Regions from separate parts of the Mus musculus genome. Here regions 1, 2, 4, 5, 6 and 7 are each linked to region 3. Evidence: chromatin loops called from intact Hi-C (ENCODE). Cell type or tissue: gastrocnemius. All regions are shown on one strand.

Region 1 (4,000 bases), 760 kb after region 3:
CAATACAAAGTGTGTAAGTATTTTCCTTGAATGTCCAGAACAGATAAATAAGAATAGAAAGAATTTCTAGTAAGATGAGGCTAATAAGGAAGGGCTCTTGGTGTGCAGATTTGGGAAAAAAAAAAAAGACAGAAATTCAGAAACCACTTCCATGTATGGAAATGCTTGTGATTTCCTTCATGATTGACAGTCCACTCTTACCCAGACAAGTGTTAGCCATTACTCTGGCCTAGTGAAAAAAAGCATCTAATTCTCTCTCAATTGCTGATAAGAAGACAGGTCGATAAGTCCCTTTGTTTGCGCCTTCCTGCACTGTGTGCGTGCCGCCGGGCTCCCGGGTGTGGGCACGTCACTGTTTGGTTAGAGGTGTTCTTATCTTCCTTGTGAATCTGCTCAAGACACCGCGGAACGTGGATGAAGACAAGTATTAATTGAGATTAGAGAAGAGCCAGTGAAGTGGGATTTCATTACCGACTGGAATAAATGAAAGACATTCTTTACACACCCCCTCCATTGGTGTGAAGTAGTTTTTATCTGAAGCATCAGCTAGGCACTACTGAATGAATCTGCCCCACAGTGTTTTCCCCTTACAGCTGGGAGGTGCCATTAACAAAAACGTCTAATGAATGCCAGATTAATGACTTAAATACAGCCTCCCAATACTTATATAATTTTCCCTTTATTTTTGAAAAAGTGAGATTTCATTTTAAAATATTATTTATGGGGCTGGAAAGCTGGCTAAGTGACTAAGAGCAATTTCTCCTCCTCCAAAGGACTTGGGTCAGTTTCCAGCACCCATGTCAAGCGGGTCACAACTGGGTCTAACTCCAGCTCTGGAGAAAGCAACGCTTTCTTCTGGTCTCAGAAGGCACCTGCATACACATGGCATACACAGATATATACAAAGGAAACAAAGAAACCTCCCAAGTATTATTTATGCTTTATTAATAATAAAAGGCAAAATATAATTACGTATATACAATACACAAAAGTAACTGTAAATTACAGCTAACTTGTGTGTGTGTGTATGTGTGTGTGTGTGTGCACATGCCAGGCTCATTAAGAGACTGCATAATTATACTCTTGAAGTTTATTTTCTCAACGATATAATGATTCAATTTCAAAACAAAAATGCCTTAAAAATATATAAAAATATATGTATATTACCATTAAACTTATAAAAAATATGTTTTTGATGTTGGTTCCATTATGATTTTCAAACTATGCTGTAAAAATAGTACTAAATATGCCAGTTAAATTTTCAGTTGCAAGCAAGCTAGGCATAGTGGCTCACACTTTTAATTACAGCAGTTGGGAGGCTCAGAGGTAGTCGAATCTCTGTGAGTTTGAGGCCAGCCTGATCTACATAGTGAGTTCCAGGTAAGCCAGAACTGCGTAGTGATACACTAGCAGGGAAAGAAAAAAAAAGTCAGTGCCGAGGACAGTCGACTTAAGCCCCACAGTCACAGAGTGTATATCGGCTTAAGCCCCACAGTCACGGAGTGTACCGCAGGTGATGCCTATTTTGTGTGAATTAGATTATTTCACACTTACAAAATTGAAAACGTTAGTGTTAAATACAGTTTACATTCAATTAGTTTTTGTTTTTGTTTTTCAATTTTTTATTAGATAGTTTCTTCATTTACATTTCAAAGGCTATCCCGAAAGTCCCCTGTACCCTCCCCCTGCTCTGCTCTCCTACCCACCCACTCCTGCTTCTTGGCCCTGGAATTCCCCTGTACTAGGGCATATAAAGTTTGCAAGACCTAGGGGCCTCTCTTCCCAGTGATGGCCGACTAGGCCATCTTCTGCTACATATGCAGCTAGAGACACGAGCTCCAGGAGGTACAAATTAGTTCATATTGTTATTCCACCTATAGAGTTGCAGACCCCTTCAGCTCCTTGGGTACTTTCTCTAGCTCCTCCATTGGGGGCCCTGTGCTCCATCCAATAGCTGACTGTGAGCATCCACTTCTGTGTTTGCTAGGCCCCGGCATAGCCTCACAAGAGACAGCTATATCATGGTCCTTTCAGCAAAATCTTGCTGGCATATGCAATAGTGTCTGGGTTTGGTGGCTGGTTATGGGATGGATCTCCGGGTGGGGCAGTCTCTGGATGGTCCATCCTTTTGTCTCAGCTCCAAACTTTGTCTCTGTAACTCCTTCCATGGGTATTTTGTTCCCTATTCTAAGGAGGAATTAGTTTTGTTTTAAAACTTAGTAGCACATTCTGGTGCAGTGGTAAGACAAGCTCGCCATCTAGTGGCTCATCTGTAAATTACATATAGATGCCAGTTGTAAGACCTTGTTAGGTCACTTATTTGTGTGGATTTAAATTCTTACTGTTAAGGTAACTGGCTTCCTGACCAGTCCCATGAAATGCCTCCACCATTAGCTATTTCATGCAGTATTTCCTGTACTCATGGGGAAGGTTCTTTCATTCAGGTTATCTGCAGTTATTAAAACTTTCAGCTCTCAGTTCTAATCTAGTAAAGTTTGTATCTAAAGTTTCATTTCAAAAGCTAGCAAAAATAGGCCAACAAGGTGCCCCATGGCTGCCGGCACTTGCGGCCAAGCCTGGCAAGCTCAGTCCAGTCTCAGGACCACAGATGGAAAGAAAGAGGAACATTATTCCCACAGTAGTTTTCTGACCTCTACAGGTGTGCCCGCACTCCTCTGCACTGCGCACATCTGTGTGCACGCACACGTGCGAACACACACACACACACACACACACACCCTTTGTTGTGAACTGTAACAGTCTGCTGACTGTTGTTTACGGGGCTCCAGGCATTGGTGTTGGGCAGACAGGTTCCCTGGTAAATGCTTTCCATGTGTTTGAGCTCACCCAGCACCCTTTTCTACCGCAGATATCTTTTTAAAGCACAGAATAGTTTCTTTAAAGCTACTGAGTTCTCCAAGTTCGTGCAGTTCTCAGTGTCATAGGAAGAGTTTTACATCTAGTCCACCTGTCATTTAAACCTGAAGTCCCGTTGCCTGCTCAGATCAGAGCACACTGGGCACTGTTCTCCAGCTGCTGCTGTGACTTGCTCAGGCCTCTGTGCTTTCTGCATCTCTCTTAACCTATGCAATCCTACCTTTCTCTCCAGACCCATCCATCCATACACTGGTACTCTTTGTTCACGTTACAGGCTTATTACGTACATTATTAGTGCACATACGTTACATTAATAAAATCAAGAGATGGGCTCCCTGTGTCTGCTATCTCTCCGCTGCTGTAGTGGTCTCAGACCACATCAAAAGTATCATAGATACCTAAGATTCTTCATTTTAAGGAAATAATGAAAATCAAAGTTATTTCAAGAAACATACGAAGCAGAGATTGGAGATTGTGTCCTGATGATTGAATTAACAAGGTTGTGATGAGAAGAAGGGTTAGCCTTTGTGCATGATTGCAAACAGTTACTTGGGTAGGGTTTCAGAAGAGTAGGATAAAGAACTTTCCAGCAGTCTGACATATCCATACATGGAAACTGCCTTCTTGGAGTCCCAAGCACCGTATGTCTAGGAGTTCAGACAAAGTCCGAATGAGCTCTGTCAACAGTGTTGTGAGTTGAAGTACAAACAAGATTGTTTCAAACTATTTTCAGATCTTGGAGCCTATGAGCTTATGAAAGAAATGGATCAAAAGTTCTCTTTCATGCTAACGTCCCCTAATGAATGTATTACGTGTTTGTACTTGTATTGATGACTTATAGTTTAAAGGAAGAAAAAGACTTGGTTGCTCTGCTCTAACCATAGTGCGATAACGACCATGCTTTTTACTTACGCAGCACTGTCCATCCAAGGATTTCAAAGTGCTTTGCAAGTGTGCACTAAGTAAGCCTCAAGCAGCCGAGGTAGGTGCCTGACTTCCCTTTCCCCAGGAATGTCCCCTGTGGCCCGGAACCTGGGTGTGCCGAGGCTTCGTGTGGCTGCCATTTCCCTGCACTATGCTGCATGTCCAGCGTCACCCGTGCTTCTCAGATTTTGTTTCCCCC
Region 2 (4,000 bases), 450 kb after region 3:
GGACTGAGGCAGTACAGAACTGAGACAAACAGGTCATCTTGTGCACCCCCCCCAAAAGGACAAAGTGATCAAGAAATGAACCCCCCATTAGGTTAAATTGGGACAATTTCACCAACATTATAAATCATAACATTTTATTATGAGCAAAGCTATAAAGTTTATAAGAACACATAGAACACAAATAAAAGACAGAATAAAACTCACAGGGAAAGAAGAGTCTAGTCTTTTAAGAATTTAAGAAATTTGAGAATTTTAGAAAACTTGATTACTCTCTATATCCATCTAGAAAATGCATCAGTCTTACTGACTTGTTCCCCTACTGATAGAGTAAGTAAAGAGAAAGCTGCAGCTTTGTACCACAGATGAATAAAATACATACACGCTTTCTATCAACCAAGCAGAGGCTCTGTTCACTTAGCAATGTGATGTAGGTACGAAATGCCTCCATATGGTGTGATGAGAAGGGTTTTTGTCTCTGTGGTCCTCTACTAAGTCTATAACCTCAGTATAATTACAGAAAGACATCAGATGAACTCAGCCTAGAGGGCTTCCTTGACAACACTATCTGAGGCTGTTTTATGTGTAGGAAAATGGAGATGTGAGGCTGATAAATTGCCGCCTAACCAGAAACAAAAAAACAAAAATGGGAAAACATAACAAGCAAATGTAATGTGCTACTCTGGGTTGAGTTCTGGAATAGAGTAAGGCTATTAAAATAATGGAAATCAAACAAAGTCTAAAGTTTAGTTAATTAAAAAAAAGATGGTCCAGGTGGTAGCTATAAGAATAACACTTAAGGCAATTTTATGAGATCCCATTTGTCGATTCTCGACCTTACAGCACAAGCCATTGCTGTTCTATTCAGAATTTTTCCCCTGTGCCCATATCTTTGAGGCTTTTCCCCACTTTCTCCTCTATAAGTTTCAGTGTCTCTGGTTTTATGTGGAGTTCCTTGATCCACTTAGATTTGACCTTAGTACAAGGAGATAGGAATGGATCAATTCACATTCTTCTACATGATAACCGCCAGTTGTGCCAGCACCATTTGTTGAAAATGCTGTCTTTTTTCCACTGGATGGTTTTAGCTCCCTTGTCGAAGATCAAGTGACCATAGGTGTGTGGGTTCATTTCTGGGTCTTCAATTCTATTCCATTGCTCTACTTGTCGGTCGCTATACCAGTACCATGCAGTTTTTATCACTATTGCTCTGTAGTACAGCTTTAGGTCAGGCATGGTGATTCCCCCAGAGGTTCTTTTATCCTTGAGAAGACTTTTTGCTATCCTAGGTTTTTTGTTATTCCAGATGAATCAGCCTCCAAACGCTGACACCATTGCATACATTAGCAAGATTTTGCTGAAAGGACCCTGATATAGCTGTCTCTTGTGAGGCTATGCCGGGGCCTAGCAAACACAGAAGTAGATACTCACAGTCAGCTATTGAATGGATCACAGGGCCCCCAATGGAGGAGCTAGAGAAAGTACCCAAGGAGCTAAAGGGATCTGCAACCCTATAGGTGGAACAACAATATGAATTAACCAGTACCCCTGGGAGATCGTGTCTGTAGCTGCATATGTATCAGAAGATGGCCTAGTGTGGGAAGCCACATGTGCCGTTGCAGGGTGGTGCTGGCCACCACTGGCCACCACGCATACATAGGCAGTAAAGTTTTTTCTGCCAAGATGAGGTTTTTGAGAATTAACCAAAATTAACCAATCAGATGAGAGAGAAGTTAACCAATCAGATGTAGGCATGCAAATGAGGTGGTAAGCATAACCCATGCACAACCAATCCGGGTGTGAGACACGCCTCTCCTAGGCCTATATAAGCACCAGTTCTGGACTTGGGGTCTCTTCGCCTCTGCAATCAAGCTCTCCCAATAAACATGTGCAGAAGGATCCTGTTGCAGCGTCGTTCTTGCTGGCGAGCCAGGGCACACTCAAGAGCCTAGTCAGCCATCATTGGAAAGAGAGGCCCATTGGTCTTGTAAACTTTATATGCCTAAGTACATGGGAACACCAGGGCCAAGAAGTGGGAGTGTGGGGGGATTGTGGGGGGGAGGGGACGGGGGACTTTTGGGATAGCATTGGAAATGTAAATGAAGAAAATACCTAATTTTAAAAAAGGAAAAAAAAATTAAAAGTCACACTGTTTCGCCAATCCAAAAAAAGAATAACACTTATTATCTAATTACTTCAAAACTTTGCATATTACTTGAAAAGAGCTATGAACACATGCAGTATGGGAACCATGACAGCAGGATGGAAGGCTTTAATCAAGTTTTTATTTTCCTTCTTCTTCTCTGGTTTTCATAGTTGTCTATTTCAGGGATATAATATGTGGTTATCCCAAAGAGATTTTTACAGTGACCCTGAGCATCTAAAGTCTGCTGTCATTGTCTGTTGCTTTCTCAGATAGGCACCCCCTACCCCCACTAGTGGGAAGGACGCCACTCTTGAACCAGCAGGTTTCCTTCCTATGCAGCCTTCAGTGTCTGGGGCTCCTGTGCTGGCATCAGAAGTAGCAAGCTGTGAAACTGTTACTATAGTGATGGGCATGGTGGCAAGGGCTACCTTTGGCTCCTTTGGTTTTTCCTGGACAGTTTCTTTGCCTTAAAAAAGATCAGCAGTTTATAGAGCCCCAATGTGAAATCACGCTGGCTCTGATTCATGACATTTTCCTGAGACTTTATAATGTTTCTTTTTTCTAAATAAGCAATTTCAGGTCAGGTAAAAATGTGAGTAAATCATGCCTGGCTCTTGTTCCAGATGTATCCATTTCTGTTCTTGCCTTTTCCCTCTGTTTCATGGCTTTGGTACAACAAAAATAAGCAGAGCCTCCACCCTGGAGCCTTCCTGAGTCTGTAATATGTGCATAGTATACTGTGCACAGAGCGACTTCCCTACCTTGGTCATTACTGACCTTAGCATTTTCTCTGGCAATTATCTGAAACAGAGTAATAATACGGAGTAATGATTTTGGCATGCGTGAGACCCTGGGAGGATCAAAGAGGTTGATGTGACAGTTCATGAAGCAGGGAGGAAGCAAACCGTCCCCCACTGCCAACACTAACATAGCCGTGTGCTTGTGAGTCTGGGAGAACCTAGTTGCCAAGTGTCTGCCTGCATTTTCTTTGAGGGAGCCAGCCCAGGGCAGGTCAGGAAAATTATGGCTTTTATCAAGCAGACACTGTGGCTCTCTTTTTGAGGATGGCCAAAGCCCCAATCACTGCTGGTAACTGCAACACATGTGGTCTTTTAAAAAAGAGAGGGAATGAATATTTTCATTAACTGGCAAAGAGGTACCCACATGAGACTTCATTTATTTGGAATACACAGGGCAAGGCTAAAGGGGGTGAAATGTTTGTAAAGAAATTAAAAGTGAGAGCTCTGGAGACAGACTGCCTGAGTTTGAATCCTGGCTCTTTTGGTTACCATATCATGCCATGTAAGCAAATTATAACCTCTCTGCCTAGAACCCTGCATCAGTGAAATAAACAGAGGCACACCCTAGTTGTATGTTGCCCCGGTGACTGACAGTATGTGACATCACCACAACATTGACACATGTCAACTGCTACTACAGCTTTTGTTTTAGCTGCTTATACTCAAGATGGAAAGCAGTCAGGTTTGCGTGTGGTTTTGTGACCTGGTTTTTCAGACTGCTTATTCTTTAAACAGTGTCTGGGCATAAAATGTGCCAGACATTGTGCTAAGTACTGGAAGATATGATTTCAGCACAAACAAACAAAACCAGTACAGTGCTGGGAGAGTAGATGCACACCAAAGGCTCTATGCATTGCAGAATGCACCCCCACACACACACACACACACCAGTGTAAATTACTTTAGAACTTTAGAGAAAGAATGGCACCATCAAGCCAGTAGATGGGACGGTACTTATGGAGAAGGTAGTCGTTGGCTAGAACTTGAGAAACAAGTGGATTCTTTCTATAATAGCAGAGGTTGGAGTGATATAGGTGTCATGCATGTGTGGAAGAGG
Region 3 (4,000 bases):
TCATTGTGTTTTAACCAGCCTCTTTAAAATAAGTATTCTTCTCTTATTAGATAAATATTCTTTGAAGATTCCATACATGTATACAATGCAAGTTGACCATGTCCACCCCTACTACCTCCCTCAGTACCCCACAACACATCTCCCTCCCAACCTCATGTCTTTGTTCTTTAGCAACCCACTGAGTCCAGTTATTGCTGCCCATATGGACATGGGTGTGAGACTGTCCACAGAGGCAGGGACAACCTAGCAGCAGCCTTTCTCCCAAAGAAGTTTAAAGCTTCCTGCTTCAGCAGCTGTCAGCCAAAAGCTCCAAAGGTAGGGATGCATTCCCTAGACACTCTTACCCATGTGTGCCCCTCCCTCTTCTTTGCTGGAGTTGTGACTGGCTTGATCTTGTGCAGGTCTCGTGCACTAGCTGGTGTGAGTTTATGAGTGAGGCAGCCATGCAGAGTCTGGCAGACAGCATTGCATAGCTCTACTCTCCATCCTCTGGCTCTTGCTACTGCGTTTTCTACAATGATCCCTGCGCCTTAGATATGTGGGTGTATGGGGGGGTGTTGATATCAATGTATCTCATTCCTGAGCCTTATGTGTATGTGTGTGTGTGTATGTGTGTGTGTGTGTGTGTGTGTGTGTGTGTGTGTTAGGGGGCAGTGATATAGATGTGTCTCCTCTAGGACTGACTGCACACAAGCTCAGCACTTGGGCCATTTTTTAATCTCTTCTTCTATCTATGGGTAGAGACATGCATGTTTAGAAGACAGTTTGTATACTTATTTCTTTCAACCCTTTACTGTTTTTTTTTTTTTTTTTTTTGATTTTCTGACTTACAACCTCACAGTATGCATGTCTGGGGTCTCAATAATGCTGGCAGGCAATTCTAGACTGTCTCTCCAGCCTGAAGCCCAGCCAAAATTAACTGTCACTTGTTTGCTAGCAATGGGGGATAGCACCAGGTCCCTTACCTTTAGTGTAATTCATCAGTTAGCAGCCAAGTGCCATCTCGTGGAACACTGAACTATTTCCAGTTCTTAAGGCGTCTTCTCTATTAAGTACCATTTTCCAGAGGAACCACACATGTGGGGTAGAAAAAGTTGATCTCATAAAAGACAACATTACAATACTAATTGCCCTCAATCTGGCACTGCTGTACAATATAGTGATCATTGCTAACAGCAAGGTACTGCATATTCCAAAGTAGATCGATAGAGGATTTTAACATTCTCATCACAAACAGATGATAATGTTAGCTACGTGTGCAAATTATCCTGATTTAATCACTAAAATGATGTATATATGAGTCAACGAATCACATTGGACCTCATAACGATGTATATACATTTATAAAATTGTATTGTAAATAATTACTGCCATGCTGTGATAACAATCCAGTTGAGAATTAAATCGAACATAGTAAAATGATGGCGACTTTCATTCTTCCACGGGAGCTTGAAGGCTCTAGTGGGCAGAGGGCGCAATAGAACAAGGATCCTTTAAGGTCCGGGAAGAAAAGGGTTTTCAAACACAAACTTTCAAAGAGCTGGGAAGTAGGGTGGCATTTTTATCGGCTCGCTAAATAGCAGAGATGTTTTCCTTTTTTAATTCTTTATATGCTCTCAAACACTGCATCTACCAGAGGGGGCATACGAGTACCATAATAAAGGAAGCTACGAACTCCCTGGGTTTTTTTCTGTCCAAGGGGTGGCAGTGTTATCCCACAAATCCTTTTGGAAGTTGCACAGCTGTGCTGCCTTAGCTACACAGCTCTTGGTCTGGATTTAGTTTCAGGTGCCTTCACCTTTAGTCACACCTGTTTTTCCCATAATGGGACATGCTCTAGCGGTTTAGACATCTCTTTTCAGAGAACATTGTTTCTGAGAAGGGTATACAGTGGTTGAGCAATTCCATAGTAGGTCACTACTTTAGTAACTGATAAAAAATAATAAACTTTGTCCCAGTCAGGCGAGGGGAAAGGTCTTTATTTCAGCCTCATTTTTGTTAGTTAGCACTGAACTGTAATCCATACCACCTGAATTCATGAACCAATTAATTAATTTACATGCATTGAGGCGGTGGCGCTTCCAGAATCTGCATTTCCTACTTTTTATACAGAGCTAGAGAGGGGGGGAGAGAAGGAGAGAAGAAGGGAGGCAGAGATAGAAAAAATGAGATCCTATCTTTTCCCTTACTTAAAATATCTAATCATATATGTGTATGTATGTATGTATGTATGTATGTGTCCCAGTATTAATAATCTCAATCTGTGCTGCTATTTTCACAAGCTAATAGTTAAAAAGGAAGTCTACAATTCAGCAATTTCATTACTGAACTGTGTAACCAAAGGTACAGTCAATGGGCAAGATGTGAACGCAACTTAAGTGTCTATCAATAGATGAATAAATTTTAAAACATGGTATACATACACAATGGAACGCTATCCAGCCACAAAGGAGTAGAATTCCTTTGTTTGTAAAACATGGACAAACTTACTCAATATTGTTAAATGAGATAGACCAGAAGCAGAAGGACAAACAGGACACGATCTCACATTTGGAATATAAATTAAAGGTGATTTTATTAAAGTAACGGACTGAAGGTTGGTTGGCAGAGGCTGGGAAGGATGGGAACGGGAGCGAAGAGGGACCAGCTCAGTCAATGAATACAAAGTTAGTGAGACAGCTTAAATTCTGGTGTTTTACCACAAGACTTGATAGCTGTAAATTAGCAGTGAGGTATGATGAACTTCAAAATAGCAAAGGACACTTAGGATCTTCTCTCTACGAAGAAATTCTAGATAGATTCTACAAACTAATTGGACTCTGATTATTATACAATGTATAAATGAATTATATATCATGTCCAAACTCATAAACGTTAACAACTGCATAATGACTGAAGGTTTCCTAAAATACCGTTAAATTATGTTACGTCTGTGAGAATTTAGCATGTGCTAGACTCTCTTCTGATCATACTGGATTCTTGTAGCAGTTCTACAGAGTAAGCAGAATTACTCTGTCCATTTTATCATTGAGGAAATGGGGCACTTCAAGCAGCCATGTCGTAGCTCCCTGAGGATCTGAGTCGTGGCAGTGCGTCTGTCTGTGCGTGCAGTAACAGCCGAAACTGACAAGGAACTCACCAAGTACGCGTCTATGCCCTTTGTATACACTATAGCAGTTAATTTTCCTGCCGACACTTTGGACAAGGCATTAACTATTCCCTTTACGTTACTTGTGTTTCCCATAGGAGCTTAACTGCCTTTCTTGGAAAAATATAAATCCATTCACCTCTCCACTCCTTGAATATAAGCATGCAGATTTGTGCAAACACAAATTTATTAATTTAAGGCCAAGTAACTTCTAGAGCGCTGATAATTTGCTTTCATGAAACTATAGGGTAACTTTTCCCAGTTGCATTTCATCCAGCATTGTTGGAAATGTCAGAAACATGTGTTTTCAAAATCTTTATTACTTTCTCTTCAGAAAAAATACTTCAGCATAGAATGAGTGATCTAGTGACTAACTAGAATTTATGAATTTTTGTTCATCTTGACTTGTCAATATACCAAGACTTTATTTAAGTGGGGAAACACACTTATTAAAAACAGGGAAACACACACATACACCTTCCATCGCAAACTTTTAAAAGGCAGTCTTTGTATATCTGTAATAAAATGAAACAGAAAAATCATAAACTCCAGCCATCTATAGGTTTCCATGGCTATAAAAAAAACTGTAGACAATTTTAATGAAGAAAAAAAAATCTGTAGAGAGATGAGATTGACCAAAATAAATAAATAATTAAAAAAAAGATTGGAGTATGGTTTGTTAATTTTTTAAACCATGGGGTAAGCTAGCAAGGGCAAGAAAATTGAGTGATCTATTTTAGAAATTTGACGCCCCCCCCCTCCTTGACAGCTCATTCCATAAACACCCGAGTATTTCCTTCATTGTTGAGGACTGGGATGTTGCAGCTGATACTTTCCATGGGTGCTTGTAAA
Region 4 (4,000 bases), 670 kb after region 3:
GCCAGAAAGTCACTCCTCCATATATGTGCATGTCTGTTTGGCACTTTGTCTACCCATCATTTTTGTGTAGTTTTTGTTGGTAGACAGCATAACGATTATAGAAAAGGTTTTAAATAATTTTAAGAATAAAGCAGAATTAAAAAGAGCTTACTCAATGTGGTCACATGGGGAAGCAGATCAAAGAGATACAGAGAAACCCTCAAGTATGTTTTTGGAATTCGGAAGAAAAATCAATTCAAATAGAAGGTCAAGGAGATGTGCCTCTAAGCAGTTCAGGTCAAGATGTGGTCCCGCCCACTATTGACCCATTCTTGTCTGGGTCTCAGTCTCATCCTGTAAGTGGTCTGACAAGTTGTTAAAACTGTATGAATTCTCTTCCAGGGAGACAGATTTCCCCTCTGCCTGGTGCCTTTTCCTTCTCTCAGAATGAGATTCCTGAAGAAATTCCCATTTCTTCAAGGGTGCATTGTTTCAGGAGTCTGCTTGTATCTCTTCAGAATGTCATCATTTCTACCAGACTTCTAATATTTCTCCACTTCATGTTTTAGCACCTCAGTATTGATATACAACATTTCCATGTCTGAAACAAATATAATATACAAAATACAAATAATGGCCAAGGCTAGAGCACATTTTGTTAGTGCTGGGTACCTATGCAAGAGAACCATTTTTCATAATCTCTTGGCATTTAGTCACTTTTGGAAGGGCTGGCACAAGCAATTTTGCCTTGTAGGTTTGAGAAACATCTCATCATAAAGTCTAGGCTCGCCTTAGAATTATTATCTTCTTGGTTCAGTTTTTCTAGTGATGGGGTGCCCAATATGACTATTTTAGTTCTGAACGTCTGTATCCACACGTTAGTCTTCCTTCTTGAGTTTCATATGTTTTACAAATTGTATCTTGGATATTCTGTTGGCTGGAGAGATGGCCCAGTGGTTAAGAGTACTGGCTGCTTGCTCTTCCAGAGGTCCTAAGTTCAATTCCCAGCAACCACATGGTAGTTCACAACCATCTATAATGGGATCTAATGCCCTCTTCTGGTGCGTCTAAAGACAGCTACAGTGTACTCATACACATAAAATAAATATTTTCTGAAGACGTTGATGATTAACCATCTGGCGGTTTGTTCTTCATTGTCCCACAATCCTGGTTGATCTGGGTTGGACCCGCACTGGGGGAAGAAGGAAAGTGACAGATGGAGCTAGTGCTGCTAAGCCTTTCAGGCTCAATTTAACCAGTGGAATATAGAAGAGATGGCTCTTGGGTTGGGTTTACATAGGGTCCATTCTGCTTGTCTTGTGGGAAATATCCTAGCATCTCAAAATGTTCAGGTTTCTTTGTCAGAAGCTGTACTTGTGTAGACTGTTAACAGTTTACTTATAAGACTTGACAAAAACACAACTACCAGTAATACACAAACTTAGCTAGAAGGCTTTACAAAAAGAGCAATAAAAATAAAACTATTTTGAAAAATAAGTAACTGAGTACAGGCTTGCAGATATCTAATGCTTTTCAATCTTTAAAGGTTTACATGGTATGAGTCGTCTCACTTTGTCACACAGGACCACCTCTCTTGTGGCTTCAGAATTAGCTCAGGCTGTTCATCCTGGCCCATGGCCAGCGAGAAGCAGGGCACGTGCTGACCTGCTGTGCTGCTAGCTCAAGGTGGCTTCTAGCTGGCCGAAGCTAGGGTTACTGTCTCTCCTTTAGCCATAGCTGCTTGCTGCAAATGCATTGTGCAGAGCAATAGCTCTTGGCTACTTTGCATGTATGAATTTTACATGTTCTTTAACTCTGTTAATATTTTATAACATGTAAACTTTAGATACACAATTGTACATGTTTCTAGTCAGTTGCATTGTGCATCAGATACACTGACATCAGATTAAAATAGTCGCTTTCAATGCAGTCATCTAAAGCCTGCAACACAAGCTGGTCAGTTTTTGAATTTTTTATTAGAGTTTAACTTGCTCTGTTTTGTTGTTTTAAGATGGAAGCTGAGGTCATTTGTCTAAGAATTTAGTTTAGAACACAAATGTTCCCTCTGACTGCAACCCACATAGTTTCATGGTTTTTTTTTATTTATAATTTTATTTGGTTAAGGTTAATTTCCATTTCCCTTTTTTTAACTCATAGGTTATTTACACAGCAATCATTTTGTTCCAGATAAGTAGGGATTTTCCACAGATTTTCGTGTCATTGATATGTCCCCTTCTGTGTTTAATTTCAGATGGTTTATGACTTTTGTCTTCACATTCACTAGCCTTTTCTTCTCTAAGTTCCCGGCAGTGTGTTTATATTCCATTTCATTGTTAAGAACTCTTAGGATTTTTTATTTTTATTTTTCGGTCCCCCACATGTCTCCCTAACTTCCCCTGCTTTTGGGTTGTATCCCCTATGCCTTTAAATGGCTTGATAATCTTTGATTGTCTGCCAGATGGTTTGAAGTGTACGTTATTCTTTATTCATATAAATGATCTTTTATTATGGGATGCTGGAGAGATGACTCAACAATTTTGAGTACTCATTGCTCTTACAAGAGGACTAGTGTTCAGTTTCAACACACACAATAGGTAGGTCACATCTACCTCTAAGTCCAGTTTTGAGAGATCCAGTGCTCTCTTCTAGCCTCTCTGAGCACTGCATATATGTGGTAAGCATATAGACAAGCAGGCACACACCCAAGCATAAAAACGAAATAACCGAGTACTCAATTAATTAAAAAGTTAATAAATATTTTTGAGTTTTGGGAAATAGTTTAGCAACCTGGAAAGATTTTGAGCTTTTTAGGTCTTGATCTTGATTTGTGACTATAAGTAGAATTTAGTCTAAATTTCCTTACTACTACTAAGGCAAGACACTTTGAAAATTCCTCAATTACCTATAGATTACAGGATTTCCAGTGTGAGCTATTTCTAGTTACTTGTACAGCACCATGTGATTTCTCTTCTAATCCTTGCTTGTTGTTGTTCTGTCCCTGGGCTCAGTTGACTCCTAAATATACTTGTGCCCAGCTGTACCCTACTCCATATACAAGGGAATTTATAGAACTCCAGAGTTCTCTCTGTAGAGCTGTCCAGTGCTCTTCTGGGTGATTTTGCTTCCGGCAGACCTTCAGTCCATCTCCGTTGCTTGGAGATTTGTCAGGTTCTGCCTGGGTTCTTCCTTGTGTGGTAATGTGGATACTGGGCCTGGACAGCCTTCTGGGCAGTCACAGGAGCCTTCGAGGCAGTCACAGGAGCCTTATTTCCATTGTTTCTTAACTCTCAGAGATTACTACAATTCATTGTTTGATGTCTAGTATTGTGAAAACCTTAGTTTGTGTATTTTAATCTTTTGTTTGTTTTTAATAAAACAAATCTCTAATGAAGTTGCTCAAAATGGCTCTCTTTAAATAATTCTCACACAGTTCTGAAGCCTAGAAGGCAAAAATTAAAGTGATATCATGATCATGTTTCTTCTGTTGGCTCTAGAGAATAATTACAACTTGTTTGTCATCTTGGTATCTCTCAGGCTGTCTAATACTTCTTGGCTTGTTTGTTACAAATCACTCCCAGCTCTGCTTGCATTTCAGCCAAGGCTTCAATTACTAGATTAAGACTCTCCCCTAATCGATTACTGCATTATCTTATCTACTACAGTTGCAAAGACTATATTTCCAAGTAAAGCCTAATGCTAAGGTCCTGTTAAATTTTAGGTAGGCACTGTTCAACTCACTTCATCACCTTTGGCTATACACAGAAGGCTTCTGTGTGCTCTCAAAACAGCTTAAACATCTTCTTGCATTATCATATTTCATGGAAGCTCTCAACATGATGCAGCAGGATAAATAACTGAGCTTGAGACTCTGCTGGGCATGTGTTTTTATTTAGTTCTGCTGCCTCCTAGCCATGTAGATAGGGCAAGTTACTTAAGTTATGTACAGCTAGTTTTCCTGTCTATAAGATGTTTGTGCTACATTTGCTTATAAATATTTTAGAATTATTTATTTTTGTTGAAT
Region 5 (4,000 bases), 75 kb after region 3:
AGCTCACAAGAACACAATGTTTGTACTCTCATCGGAAATCTCTGAGGATGGTTTGAATGGCAGTTAAGGAGGATATAGAGGTTTGAAGGACAAAGCATTGTGTCTGATTTTAGAGGTTACTTAAGTAGGAGAATGTCATCGTGTAAACAACCAGAATATCTGGGATGATTCAACCTGTATGATCTAACATGATGCACAAATTATACTGGAGAATCAAGAGAACAATGAGAATTAGTGAGTAAGTGTAATGTTATCTCTGGGCAGGAGAATTGGCTCAGCCATTAAGAGCATTTCTTGCTCTTCCCGAGGACATGTGTTTGATTCCCGGAATCCACATGGTGGCTCACTCACAACCATCTGTTACTCCAGTCCTGGGGGATGCAGTGCTCTCTTCTGACCTCTGAAGGCACCAGGTACACACATGACACATACATACATACATACATACATACATACATACATACATACAGCATTCAGGCGAAATGCCCAAACACATAAAATAATAGCATGAAATTTTAATTTAAAATAAATATTTCTTTTTTTTGTTTTGTTTTGTTTTTTGAGACAGGGTTTCTCTGTGTAGCCCTTGTTGTCCTGGAACTCACTCTGTAGACCAGGCTGGCCTCGAACTCAGAAATCGGCCTGCCTCTGCCTCCCAAGTGCTGGGATTAAAGGTGTGCGCCACCACGCCCAGCTTTTAAAATAAATATTTCTACCCAAACAAATGAGGTAATCTTATTTATTCTATTTGATCACTTTCAAGTCCAAACTCAACCTATATCAAATTAGATTTTAATTTATTTTTAATTTCTAGTATGGTTTGAATGAGAAATGGCCCCTGTATGCTCATGAATTTCAGCACTCGGTGTCTGCTAGATTGCTTTTGGTGAAGTCATGGAACCGCTAGGAAGTATAGCTTGTTAGAGAAGTATATTGCTGGGGTTGGGTGAGTCTTGAGACATGATAGACTCACTCTGTTTCCTGCTTCTTCTCTCTGCTTCCTGTGCGTGGATATAAATGTGAAGGCCCAGCCTATTATGCGTGGTTTCACCTTTGGGCAGGTAGTCCTGGTATGCACAAGAAAACAAGTGGAGCAAGCCTTGGTGAGCAAATCAGTAACCAGTTCTTCTATGCCTCTGCTTCAGGTCCTGCCTCCAGGCTCCTGCCCTGAATTCCATAGATGATGAACTGACAGCAAACTTCGGGAAGAAATAAACTCTCTCCTCCTCAAGTTACTTTCAGTCATAGTATTTGATCTCAGCAATAGAACCCTAAGATAACAGCTTTAAATTTTTCATTGTTTTATGTATATTACATTCTTTCTATTCTCTGTTGATGGACATGTAAGCTGATTTCATACGAACAGCATTATAACAAATTTGATGTACTATTTGATGGCTCACATATTTACTAAGTATGTTTCTTATTAGAATGGACAGTTCTGTTTATATTAAAATGTCCCCCCCTTTTTTTCTCAGGATTTTTGGCTTCAATAAACCATCATTTTTCAACCAAAATACTTGTTAAGCCTATAACTATGTGGGCACAATACTCAGATAAATTGGTGAACCTCATATGTCTGCAATACATTGACTTGGGGTCCTCTGGGCAAATAATCAAGTCATACAGATAGGTCGTATGGTAGATATATACAATAAAATTTTTAAAAGAAAGAGGAGACAGAGACGGGGGAATGCTCATGAAGGAGAAGCAAAGATGAGATATTAAGAAGTTGGGGAAAGAAAATAATAGAATACTTGTTACATGAAAGCAGAGAATAATCCAGGCACACAGAAAAGGGCAGTGGAAAAAGGAAGAATTATAATGAAGTATAGTGACATATATATATATATATATATATATATATATATATATATATATATATATATATATATACACATACACACACACACACACACACACACACACATTTACACATTTATTTCTTCCTTGTCCCTGAGCCTGCCAGAGACACATATTTACAGCCAGATTGTGACTCCAGTTTACCCATGTGCATCTATAGATATAACTTTAATTTTCTGTAACCTTATTTTTAATAATGGTTCTTAAATGCTTTAACCTCTCCTTTAGTCCAACACCCACTAGATGTAGTATGAAAGAAAGGATACAGGGGAAGTGGACCTCTTTGGAAATGTTCTTTGGAGCAACTCCTGTCTGTGTTGTCTGGAAATTGGCAGTTCAGTTCACAGGTTAGCATCAGCAACTCGATCTATTTGCAAACACTTCACAGATACACCATCAGTCCAGTTCCATAAAGTAGGGTTAGAAATAGTGGTGACATGACCTAAAAGAGATGGCCAGGCCTCAGCCTTGGCTTGAGTCAGCAGGAAGGACTGGGAGGAACGCCAGAAGTTCTTGGCTGTGCCTCTTGTCAGGTAAGTGAAGATCAAAGAAAACTCAACACCCATAAGCATTGCATAGCTCACTCTATAAGCAAGCCAAGCTCAGTCCCAGTCACTGTCCAATGAGTCCTATTTATACCCTCCAAACATCACATGTCCTCCTCCGGTCTTACCCAAGCGTGCACACCTGTCTCAATGATATCACTCTGTCAATCAGCCTGAGTCCAGAGAAGCAGCAAGAAACTGTATCACACCACCAGAAGCTTTTTGGTGTGTTTATTTCTAAGGAGTCTAGACAAATGCAGCTCAATTACGCAAAATGAGGCAGACCAATTCATGCATGTTGTTACCAAAGAAGCCATCACGTGTCCTTTCACATGCTTGCTTTAGCAGAACATCCTTTCTCCTGTGTCTCCTTCAGCCTAACATTCCTTCATGAGTCTCCCTTAGTCTTCCACCTGTGTTCACTTCAGAAAAACACTCTTTCAAGTGTTTGCCCCAGCAAAACACTATCCAGCTGACTTTCCAAAGAACCCTTAGGCTTCCACATCACATAGGCATCAGAAATGATTCATCCTCAAGCCCGAGGAAGAAACTGTTCACAGTCCCAGATCCTTTCTACTTTCCATCATGAGCACTATACTACCTGGGATTCCTTGGCTGTGTGTGACACATGACAGCTACAAAATGAAGTAGAGACCCATATAACTGTAATTATGACAACCAAAAATGTCTTAATGCATTGTCAAGTATTTCCTGAAGGGCAAAATCATCCTTAGCTCAGTGTCTGAGATAAGATGGAAAAGAGAGAAAAAGAGCTATCATTGAAAGGTAGTTGGGAAAGACGAAAGCAATGGCTGCATGTGATTTTCTTTGCCACCATTTTAGATCTTTATTTGGGAAAAATGGGAACAAGATGTATTAAATATATCCCTGAGTAAGCCTGCTCTCAGTGCCTCTTCCCAGAATCTTTTCTTTGTGCTGCACTGTGTATATCTGACTTGTTTTGAAGATCTCTCTGTACCAACTTCATTCGGCAATTTCATGAGTAATGATCAAAGATTGCCTTTGTCTATCCCAGTTCAGTCTCTTTATCTTACTATTCCTAACAAGTTTCCATAGTAACTCTTTCAGTATTCATGTGCATATATTTACTGTCCAGTTTCAATTCTTGAGGCAGGGCTTCTTATAGATCAGCTTGGCCATGAAGGCAACTCAGAGCCAAAGATGGTCTTACACTCCAGACCCTCCTGTCTCAAGCTTCCCAAGTGTTGGAATAACAGGCCTGTGATACCATTGGTCTAGTTTTAACTTATCTTGCGAAGGCCTTCATTCTACAACTGATGATAAGATCTTCTGGGTTGGAATAGGATTCCAATGAACCTTGGGTTCCCAGTAATCAAAACAATAAGTGTTAATGTGAGTATAGGACTTCATATTGTCTACCTGGCTTTGCTCTCACAATTCTGTAAAGTATGTATATTTAGAGAGGAAAATCTAAAGTGTTTTGGAGACATGCATTTGGTATCATAAACCCAATATCCTATGGCTCTAGCTGAGAACCTAGAACATGTTCCTTCCAATGTCTAAAAGAATGAGATAATAGCAATATTTTAAATTCCATGAAGCTTAATGAT
Region 6 (4,000 bases), 680 kb after region 3:
TGACTCTCTGTGTTTCTTTTTACTACTTTTGATTAAAATTACTTCTTCTCGGGGAGAGGGGTAGGGACTGGGGGATACAGGGAGGAGGGCCTACAATCAGGATGTAAAGTGAAAAAATTGCTTCTTCTGATGTAAGTGTAGATGATAACTGCTTTTTAGAATCCATTTGTGTGAAATACCCATTTCTAACCTTTCTATTTCATTACATGTATTTCAGCATGTCTGTATGTGTGCACTCACATGCATATGTGGTAGGGTATGCAGGTACATTCCACACAGGTGCATATGGTGATCAGAAGACACTTGACGGGTGCTAGTTCTCACCTTCCGCCATGTAGGACCCAGCAATTGAAATCAGACTGTCAGGCTTAGTGACAAGTGAACGATTGTGTAAGCCTTAATTGGGACTCTAAAAATAATCCATTGTCTTGGCTAGAGAGTTGGCTCAGCAAGTGGCTCACAACCATGTGTAAGTCCAGTCCCGGGGGATCTGATACCCATTTCTGACCTTTATACATGCGTGGATGAATATACACATGCAGATAAAATATTCCTACACATAAAGTAATAAATTTCATTGTCACTCTGTCTTTTACTTGGAGAGTTTACTTGGTTTGAATTTAATGTCATTATTCGTGTCAGGATGACCTGGAGCCATTATATGACTTGTTAAAGGATTTTGGCTCTTTCCTTTGTAGTTCCTTTCTTGCCTTCAAATAAAATAGTGTGCTTATATTCCAACTCTCCCTGCATTTTGAATTTTTTGATATTCCATTTTACCCCTTTTAACTATTTCCTAGCTCCTAGCATGCTCTCAGAGATGTTATTTTTGTCAGGTTTTCTTTCCTCCAGTACCTTAAGAGCATCACACGGCCCACCCTCGCTTTGTCTCTGAGGGCCTTGTTGTGTGCCCACTGTCAGATCACTGGGATACCTTTGAAAATTAGTTGTTTTTGTTTTTTTTTTTTAAATCTTGCTTCTTAAGAATCCTGTCTTTAACTTTTGAAGCTTGCATACATGTTTTATGTTATAACCTTATGAATTTGTGAATTTTCACTTGTAATCTTTGGCCTTTGTATATGTAGCTGTTTAATTTATTTCTACATTTAGAGGTTTTCTGTTACCATCTTTGAATAAACTTTCTACTGCTTTGGCTTCTCCAGTCTGTTCAGGTCTAATAACTCCAACAGTTGCTCAGTCAGTTCCTCTTCTCAATCCTTTCGTGGCTCCTGTGGCTCTGTTTTCAAGTGGCCTGCCTTTGAACCCTGATGTGTTTTGCTGTCGCCCTCTGTCACATTTTCCTGTCATTTAGCATGCTTCCCAGCACAGGGGTTTGTTTGGTTTCCTTCTTTCTTCTTTGCCTGATAAGTAAGAGCTTATTGACTTCTTCCTGTGTGTTCACCTGAATTTGAGTTCTCAGAGTAACAATTTTAAGTTGTCCATGAGTTCATAAACATTGCTCAGTTTCTGGCCCTGTTTTGTGCTTGTGGTGAGATAGCAGGTCTATAAAATTTACTGATGTTTATTGGAATCGAATGGACACCTATGCTTTTAGCAATTAGATGAAATCCATTCTCTTGTCATTTGTCCATTTCTTCCAGGATTTCTAAATCAGGATTCTTATTTTCTTGTGAGCCTGTGGTCACTATTGCTGTATCACCACTAGATGGTACCCTAAGTATGAGTTTGCAATGTATCCCTACCTGATTTACTTATCTTCAATGCTTCTGCTGTAGAAGCCCAAAGCCAACTTGGCCTAAATGCAAACTTGATATATTGTTTAAGATGGAGTTTATGAATACCTAAAAAGAATAGTTTGCCACTTCAAGCCTTTATTGGAGCCAAGAGACAGTGTTCATCTTTATTAATTTCCTGTGTTCAGGCTCATAGGATTTTACTTGGTACTTACCTCACCATGGGAGGATCAAATTCTGAAGTAACAGTTTGGTACCTGCTCATTTCTTCTCCCAAGTAGACTTGGTTCTCTTATTTATGCTGCCTGGGTCTAGAGCGCGTATAGGGCTGGCAGTGTCCTGAACACCCACAGCATAATGCCATATTGCACCTAGAGCCTAGATCTTGTTGAGTCCATAATGTGACCGAGACCCACCTAAGACTCCTGCAGCCAGCTGCAGGTCATGTTAGCAAGGATACAGTTCTGTCTTAGGTATCAGTATACCAACAGGCCGGTCTAGAGGGTCTGTCTATAGATACTAGCCTGGATCCACTGCTGCTGAATTTCATTATCACTGATCTGTGCTTAATTTACTCTTCTGCCATCTAGAAAGCAGAGTCTTTCTCCATGTCCTGTTAACTGAGGAGGTATCACTTGACTGTCCGGCCATACGTAGTCCAGAGGGCAAGTCCGCTGTCCTGGTGATACCTGCCCTGGAGCTCTCTGTTCAGTACTGTTTGACTATGGGTTCACAAGGTATAGGTTCTTGCATTATGGAGTGAATTCCCTTTCTCACCCAAGTAGATGTTTCTTTGGATGCTTGTTGCTTGTGTTTAGAGAAACTGAGACCCAGGCACCTTCCTTCTTGCTTTCCTCAGTGTATCTGTAATTATTACCCTGAAACCAAGTGCTGTGATCTCTTATCTGGTTTCCTTCACTCTGGGAAGTGGGTTCTCACATGAGTATGTGCCTGACCAGAGAGTGTAAGTGGGAAGCCTGCTACTGGAGACTTTACCCACATTTTGCTCTATAATCGTGTTATCTTTCATAACAGACATGGCACTCTCCTAATGATATATTCACCTCCCAAAAGCTCCAAGCTGACACATCTTCACACGGAAGATTAGGTTTCAATATCTGATTTTTGTGGGGATATAGATTTTCAGTTTGCAAGAAGTCTCTTAGAATCAATTACAGATATATTTTCTAAATTTTTTATGTAAGTTAAAGTAGTGATATGATTAAAGCATAAACTAAGGTGACTGTACTTAAGACTGTTACTGGAGCTTTAGGCAAGAGCCCTGACTTCAGGATGTAACGTTAACTGACTTAAAGAGAGGTAAATGGTGAAAAGCCACAAGAGGAGATGTAATCGGTGGAGCACGTCGTAAAGGACATATATAAAAGGGTTCCGTGGCCCCAAGTACATATTCAGGAAGAAAGAATTAGGGGATGGGAAGAGGTATACGTAAGTGAGCAGTCTCAGACAGGGTGTCGTTTTGCTGGTCATTGTCTCATTTCTGGTCCTGTGAGGTCATGCAGACAAGTTTCAATGGGAGTAGCATAGTTCCCACAGGATGGTTTCTTCTGCGCCTGCGGCCAGCAGCTGAAGGTGGGATTTCTCACTAGCATAGAAAATGGTCCTCATTTGGATGGTAGTCTGTTGGCTCCCAGCTCCTCAGGGGTGTTTGGGAGGTTCTTAACCATAAAGGTGGCTACTGGTTGATAATCTTGTTCCTAGAGGAACTGGGATTTTAATCCCATGTTTTTAGGACAGTAACTAAATTCCAGGCTTTTTATCTGGCTTTTAGTTACCTTGTGGTCTGAGTGGTCTGTGGTTCTCCGTGCGGGCTCTGCTGTGTGTGAATACCTATCATTGTCTTTCATTCAAGTTTACAAATCTGAAGATAATTCATAGTTTAAAGCTATAGATATTATTAGTATGCTCAAGAATGTACACTTTCTGAATGGCTTCAAGGCACAGTGTATTTTTCTTGAATGTTGTTTCCTTCCCCTGCTAAGCCATTTCCTTTGTACCAGCAGCGTATGGAGAGCAGTGAGTGCCCTCCCCTATGATGATGTGTTAGCTCCATCTCCTGAGATTTTGCAAACTGACAACTGAGCTTATTTGAATTGGATATTTTTTAAAATTGAATTCCAAATAAATTCCCCAAGGTTTTCATCCTGGTAATGGTGGTCTTCAGCCTCCCGCAGGGGACTTGCAACCCTGAATGAGCAAACCTGTTTTCCTTGACTGTCCTGCTTTGCTTTGCTCACAGAAACTGCATTTCGGGTATTCTTGAGTTTCTGGTATTGCAGTTGTTA
Region 7 (4,000 bases), 250 kb after region 3:
AAACCAAGGAGACTTGGTATTTTTGTTCTGATCACTGTGTTCCACTATGGCTACATAAAAACTGGAAGATACTTCTGTTCTTACAGATGTCATAGATGAGTGATTTTATACCCACAGTCTAGCGTTTCATGACCAAGTGACGGGCCTTAAAGTTTAGGTTCTCATCACCTTCTAACCAAATCCAAATTAAACAGTTAAAATATACTTTTTAGATAACAAACATATTGGAGTCCTACATTAAACCTTTGTCAAATCAAGCTAAAGCCAAGATTCAACCTCCATGAAATGTCCCCAGTGTCCATTAAATCCTCAGCGTGAACTTGCTCTATGGCTACCACCTTATTGTACTGTCTGTCTCATGAATCTACAAGGTCTCTAAGGGCAAAGATGTCCTGCTACTTTTGACATCTCTAAGGCAGACGTTGTGCTTCATGGCAGGTTAGCATTCCCCATGACAAGGACGGAAGAGGCCCCTGGACCAGACAACACACCTGATTCAAATACTGAGAACTGAGTCAGATCAGATCTAGGTGCCTGCATTTGTACATATAGGTATATGAATGGAGAATGAGTTACAGAAGGAAAGAACCTGAAAACAGCCAGCTGGACAGAATCAGTTGGAACACATCTGACATGATAATTCCATGACAGTACTAAGAAAGATCAGCCAGTCCAGTCTTCCCCACATTGACCCCATGTTAGTAATTTACTTCCTTCTGCACCTGTCAGTCCTAGATAATTCACATATCTAGGCTAAATATTCCAAGTACCCAAGACATATCCAGATATCTCACAAACTATAGACATGGAAGAATTTAATTTTATCCTTAAGGTACTTTTTAAAATGTTGCCAAGAGTGGCACAAAGTTCTCACAGAAGTGATGGGCATTTCCAAGCCTACCACAGACATTTTTGTGAAATTGCAATCACAGGTCAAGAGCATTTTACATCCTTTCCTACCAAGTACTGGAAAACTTAATAAATCAGAAGCAGCGTTATCGCAAGCCCATACAGTGATCTATAATTATTCCAGAAAGCCCCCCGCCCCATCCGGGGCAGCAGATTTCCACTGTCCCTGAAGGCAGAAGAGACAGACATGTAAGTGCACTGTGCATGTACACACAAATACACACACGCACTTCAAATCTAACCTCTCGAAAAGTCCTTTTAGTTTGCTGACTCCCAAGAACTGGAAAGAAATGCAAACTCATCTGGTAGCCAGAAGTAAAGGCAATGCGGATGGATCATAAATACCACTTCTTCTGCGTTGATTCACTCTCATGACACCTTTCCCAAATATCTGGTTTTATAAGTTCACAATTATGATGCTGTATATGCAGTATTAGTCTTCATTCACCCTGAACCCAAGTTTACAACCATTGGTTTGGGTTAAAAGCCTCCCTTAGGGGCCATTCAGGTGGTGGCTTCGCTTTCTCTTCCTAACCTCATTCCTTTTTACAGGAAAACATCAAATCATCAGAAAACAGATGCTAAAAGAGAAACCCCTGGGCCGTCCCTCTGGCCTCTGCAGCAAAGACACCTAGGGAATCCCACCACCCCTGTCCCCCAACTTGGAGTTCCAGCCCCCACGCCCCCTCGCCCACTAAGACGGCCTCCTGTCCTTCAGACTCGAGACTCCACACCCGCGCGCAAGTACACCTTACCTTTATTCTGCTTTAGTCTCCTCAGCTCTTCCTCAGAGAAGCCCGCCCAATCCTGAGCCATCCGCCTAGCCCTGGGCACCCAAAGAGTGCCCAAATCTCCGCGCGCAGACTGCCAACACAGCTCCACAGGCACATCCGGGTTCCTTCAGTGGCGCGGCGAACAGCCAATCAGCGTGCCGAACTGTGGCGCTAGGCCTCCCTCTGCATTCAGGGACCCGGTACCTGTGGGGCTGCCCCGAGCGATGCCTGAAAGCCTGACTCGGTGGACTACAAAAGCACGGCCTTCGCTTCCACTCACAGGCCTCTGCTACACGTTCCAGTTCTTCTTGCTTTATATCTTTGGGGGGAAGTGGGGGTTATGGGAATATGAGGAAGGGTTGAGGAAAACAGGTAGAGCGGCAGTGACAGAGGAGGCCTACAGGTCGGAACTGCCTGACTAGCTGGGCGGAGCCTGTATTGCCTGGGAGGTGGGCGGTACCGGAGCATCCTTGGCTTGTAGGTTCTAAGTCATGGAGAAACAGGGTGTAGGGTTGAGATTTAAGCATTGGCCAGTTCACTTCTAGACAATAACATCTAGCAGATTTCGATTTCTTGTTTCTATGATGAATGAGTCTAAGAACCTAATCCTTATGCCAAGATATTTTGCTGGTCTCCTCCTGCCTATAGAAGTCCCTCAACACACCACACTCAAGTCCTAAATGGTGATTTTTTTTTCTTTTGTCTAAAGCTATCTTCTTGAGCTTCCATTTCTCCGTTTTAAGCAGAGTTTAGAAAATTAGAAGATGCAAAGCTTGTCCATGTATGTGTAGGTCAGCGTTTTTTAAACCATTTCTTTTTTTCATTATTTTTACTAAAAACAACTGAAAACATTACATTGGCTACATTGAAAATTTTTTTAAAGAATATTAATTTTCGACTCGAGAGTCAATATTTTTAATCAAGTTGAAGTAAAGGAGTATACTGGAAAATAAAATATGACACCAGCAATTGAAATGAGCAGTTCAGTTATATAAGTATCAGAAAAAAGTTTGACATCTTTCTTGTAATCTTTGAACTTTGAAATGTAACAGGTTTTCCAAAATTCAAGGATGCCACACATGCTTATCTTAAAGATGAGTTTATTTTCAATATATTTGAAAGGCAAAATACCATCCAAAAGGATTAGTTTCGTTCAAGTTTTGAACATAGACTAAATGTGTAAACAGATATACATTAACTCCAGAATAGAATGTATTAGTCACAATCTGGTAGTGGATTCAGCTTGCCCTCTGCACACAATAACCATTTACTAGTGACTCAACAACAATTTTAAACCTACTTGTGTGCTTTCTGTTACATTTTATTTATACATTTTCTATAAGACAAGATTTATCACTAATCTTAATAGAGTCAGTAATTATGGTATTTTAAAAGGTTTTGCCTTGCTTGTGAATGCAAATCAAGGCACCAGCAAGAGATAATAAAAGCCAATAAAATACATCTGTATAAAATTATACTTTCCCCCTTGCAACATTCCAAATCTCCTATTTGTTGTTCTGTTGGCCCTTCCTCAAGGAGTTCACTTTTGTCAAATGCTGTAGGAGATACTGGTGGGAACTAAGCTCCAGAAGTCTTTGCTCTGTGGGAGTTCTTGGTTCTGAGTTGAGAGAGTATCTCAGTTGAGAGTTTTGCTGGAAGTCTCACTCACATTATACTAACTATATTTAAGGGGAAATTTTCCCCATTTGTGTAGTAAATTTGGATCCTACCACCATATACACAAAGGGTATTTACTGTTTTCTCACACACAAAAGGCTTCCTTATTCTCCAGAGCAGTAGGCTGTGTTTTTCTAATCTTTATATATTCTCTTCTTTTCAGGCTCTTTACTAGTTTGTTTTCAATTATATGTAAGAAACTCAAACTTGAGTAGTTAGCTTTTGTAGTATTCTCTTTTTATATTCTTTTAAGTTCCATGATGAACATTTTTGTGTTTAAATAAAAGTTTTATATATAATTCAGCATGTTCATGTGTTTATGAGAAGGTATCATCTATGACAATTTGGATTGTAATATATTCTCCAGTTGATTCTCCATTAGATGGTTGGTGTTTCATCTGGACTCAGATGTGGTGTCTCATCCCTATAGTTCCAGCACTCAAGAGGCTACAGCATGAGTTTGAAGCCAGTCTGAGTTACACAGTGAATTACAGATCAGCCTGGCTGCAATGTGAGACCCAGTACAATTTAGATAGATAGATAGATAGATAGATAGATAGATAGATAGATAGATAGATAGATGATATTTTTAAAAATCTAATTGTGTTTCTAGCATATTTATAAAATGGAGCTGCCTGGCT

The links. A loop is a pair of places that touch in the nucleus more often than their neighbours do. Peaks named below come from ENCODE experiments on the same cell type or tissue, not always from the same donor. Only the 100,000 strongest peaks of a DNase experiment are listed, where the experiment ranks them.
Region 1: it touches region 3 in a loop (9-fold over the local background); 24 of 42 quality-filtered maps call a loop at or near these places.
Region 2: a loop joins it to region 3, with 2.3 times the contacts of the local background. A loop is called at or near these places in 2 of 42 quality-filtered maps.
Region 4: a loop joins it to region 3, with 2.5 times the contacts of the local background. A loop is called at or near these places in 8 of 42 quality-filtered maps.
Region 5: it touches region 3 in a loop (2.8-fold over the local background); 2 of 42 quality-filtered maps call a loop at or near these places.
Region 6: it touches region 3 in a loop (4-fold over the local background); 15 of 42 quality-filtered maps call a loop at or near these places.
Region 7: a loop joins it to region 3, with 2.2 times the contacts of the local background. A loop is called at or near these places in 4 of 42 quality-filtered maps.

Annotation. Positions count from the first base shown.
Region 1 is chr1:163,908,279-163,912,278 of GRCm38, forward strand. The region is part of intron 19 of Kifap3 (kinesin-associated protein 3); the gene reads left to right. Among named protein-coding and RNA genes, the nearest start is that of Scyl3, 19 kb to the right of the region's middle. In gastrocnemius, a CTCF peak has its summit at 2,266 (motif pointing left); a DNase peak (open chromatin) is centred at 2,627.
Region 2 is chr1:163,597,619-163,601,618 of GRCm38, forward strand. All of the region lies in intron 1 of Gm32333 (a long non-coding RNA gene), which reads right to left. Among named protein-coding and RNA genes, the nearest start is that of Gm32333, 18 kb to the right of the region's middle. In gastrocnemius, no CTCF peak of the experiment used is centred here; DNase peaks (open chromatin) are centred at 2,459 and 3,071.
Region 3 is chr1:163,148,958-163,152,957 of GRCm38, forward strand. No RefSeq gene overlaps it. Among named protein-coding and RNA genes, the nearest start is that of Gm22434, 33 kb to the left of the region's middle. In gastrocnemius, a CTCF peak has its summit at 1,679; a DNase peak (open chromatin) is centred at 1,698; H3K4me3 peaks cover 430 bases; H3K27ac peaks cover 213 bases.
Region 4 is chr1:163,819,926-163,823,925 of GRCm38, forward strand. All of the region lies in intron 8 of Kifap3 (kinesin-associated protein 3), which reads left to right. Among named protein-coding and RNA genes, the nearest start is that of Kifap3, 42 kb to the left of the region's middle. In gastrocnemius, no CTCF peak of the experiment used is centred here; a DNase peak (open chromatin) is centred at 1,629.
Region 5 is chr1:163,224,079-163,228,078 of GRCm38, forward strand. No RefSeq gene overlaps it. Among named protein-coding and RNA genes, the nearest start is that of Gm20471, 54 kb to the right of the region's middle. In gastrocnemius, no CTCF peak of the experiment used is centred here; a DNase peak (open chromatin) is centred at 2,364; H3K27ac peaks cover 2,147 bases.
Region 6 is chr1:163,832,593-163,836,592 of GRCm38, forward strand. All of the region lies in intron 10 of Kifap3 (kinesin-associated protein 3), which reads left to right. Among named protein-coding and RNA genes, the nearest start is that of Kifap3, 55 kb to the left of the region's middle. In gastrocnemius, a CTCF peak has its summit at 1,660 (motif pointing right); no DNase peak of the experiment used is centred here.
Region 7 is chr1:163,401,859-163,405,858 of GRCm38, forward strand. It overlaps Gorab (golgin, RAB6-interacting), which reads right to left and starts at 1,811. Exons shown (of 5, transcript NM_178883.6): 1 at 1,665-1,811. The coding sequence starts at 1,725. Gm24940 (a small nuclear RNA gene) reads left to right here and starts at 425; the gene lies at 425-544. In gastrocnemius, no CTCF peak of the experiment used is centred here; DNase peaks (open chromatin) are centred at 1,821 and 2,101; H3K4me3 peaks cover 2,072 bases; H3K27ac peaks cover 1,479 bases.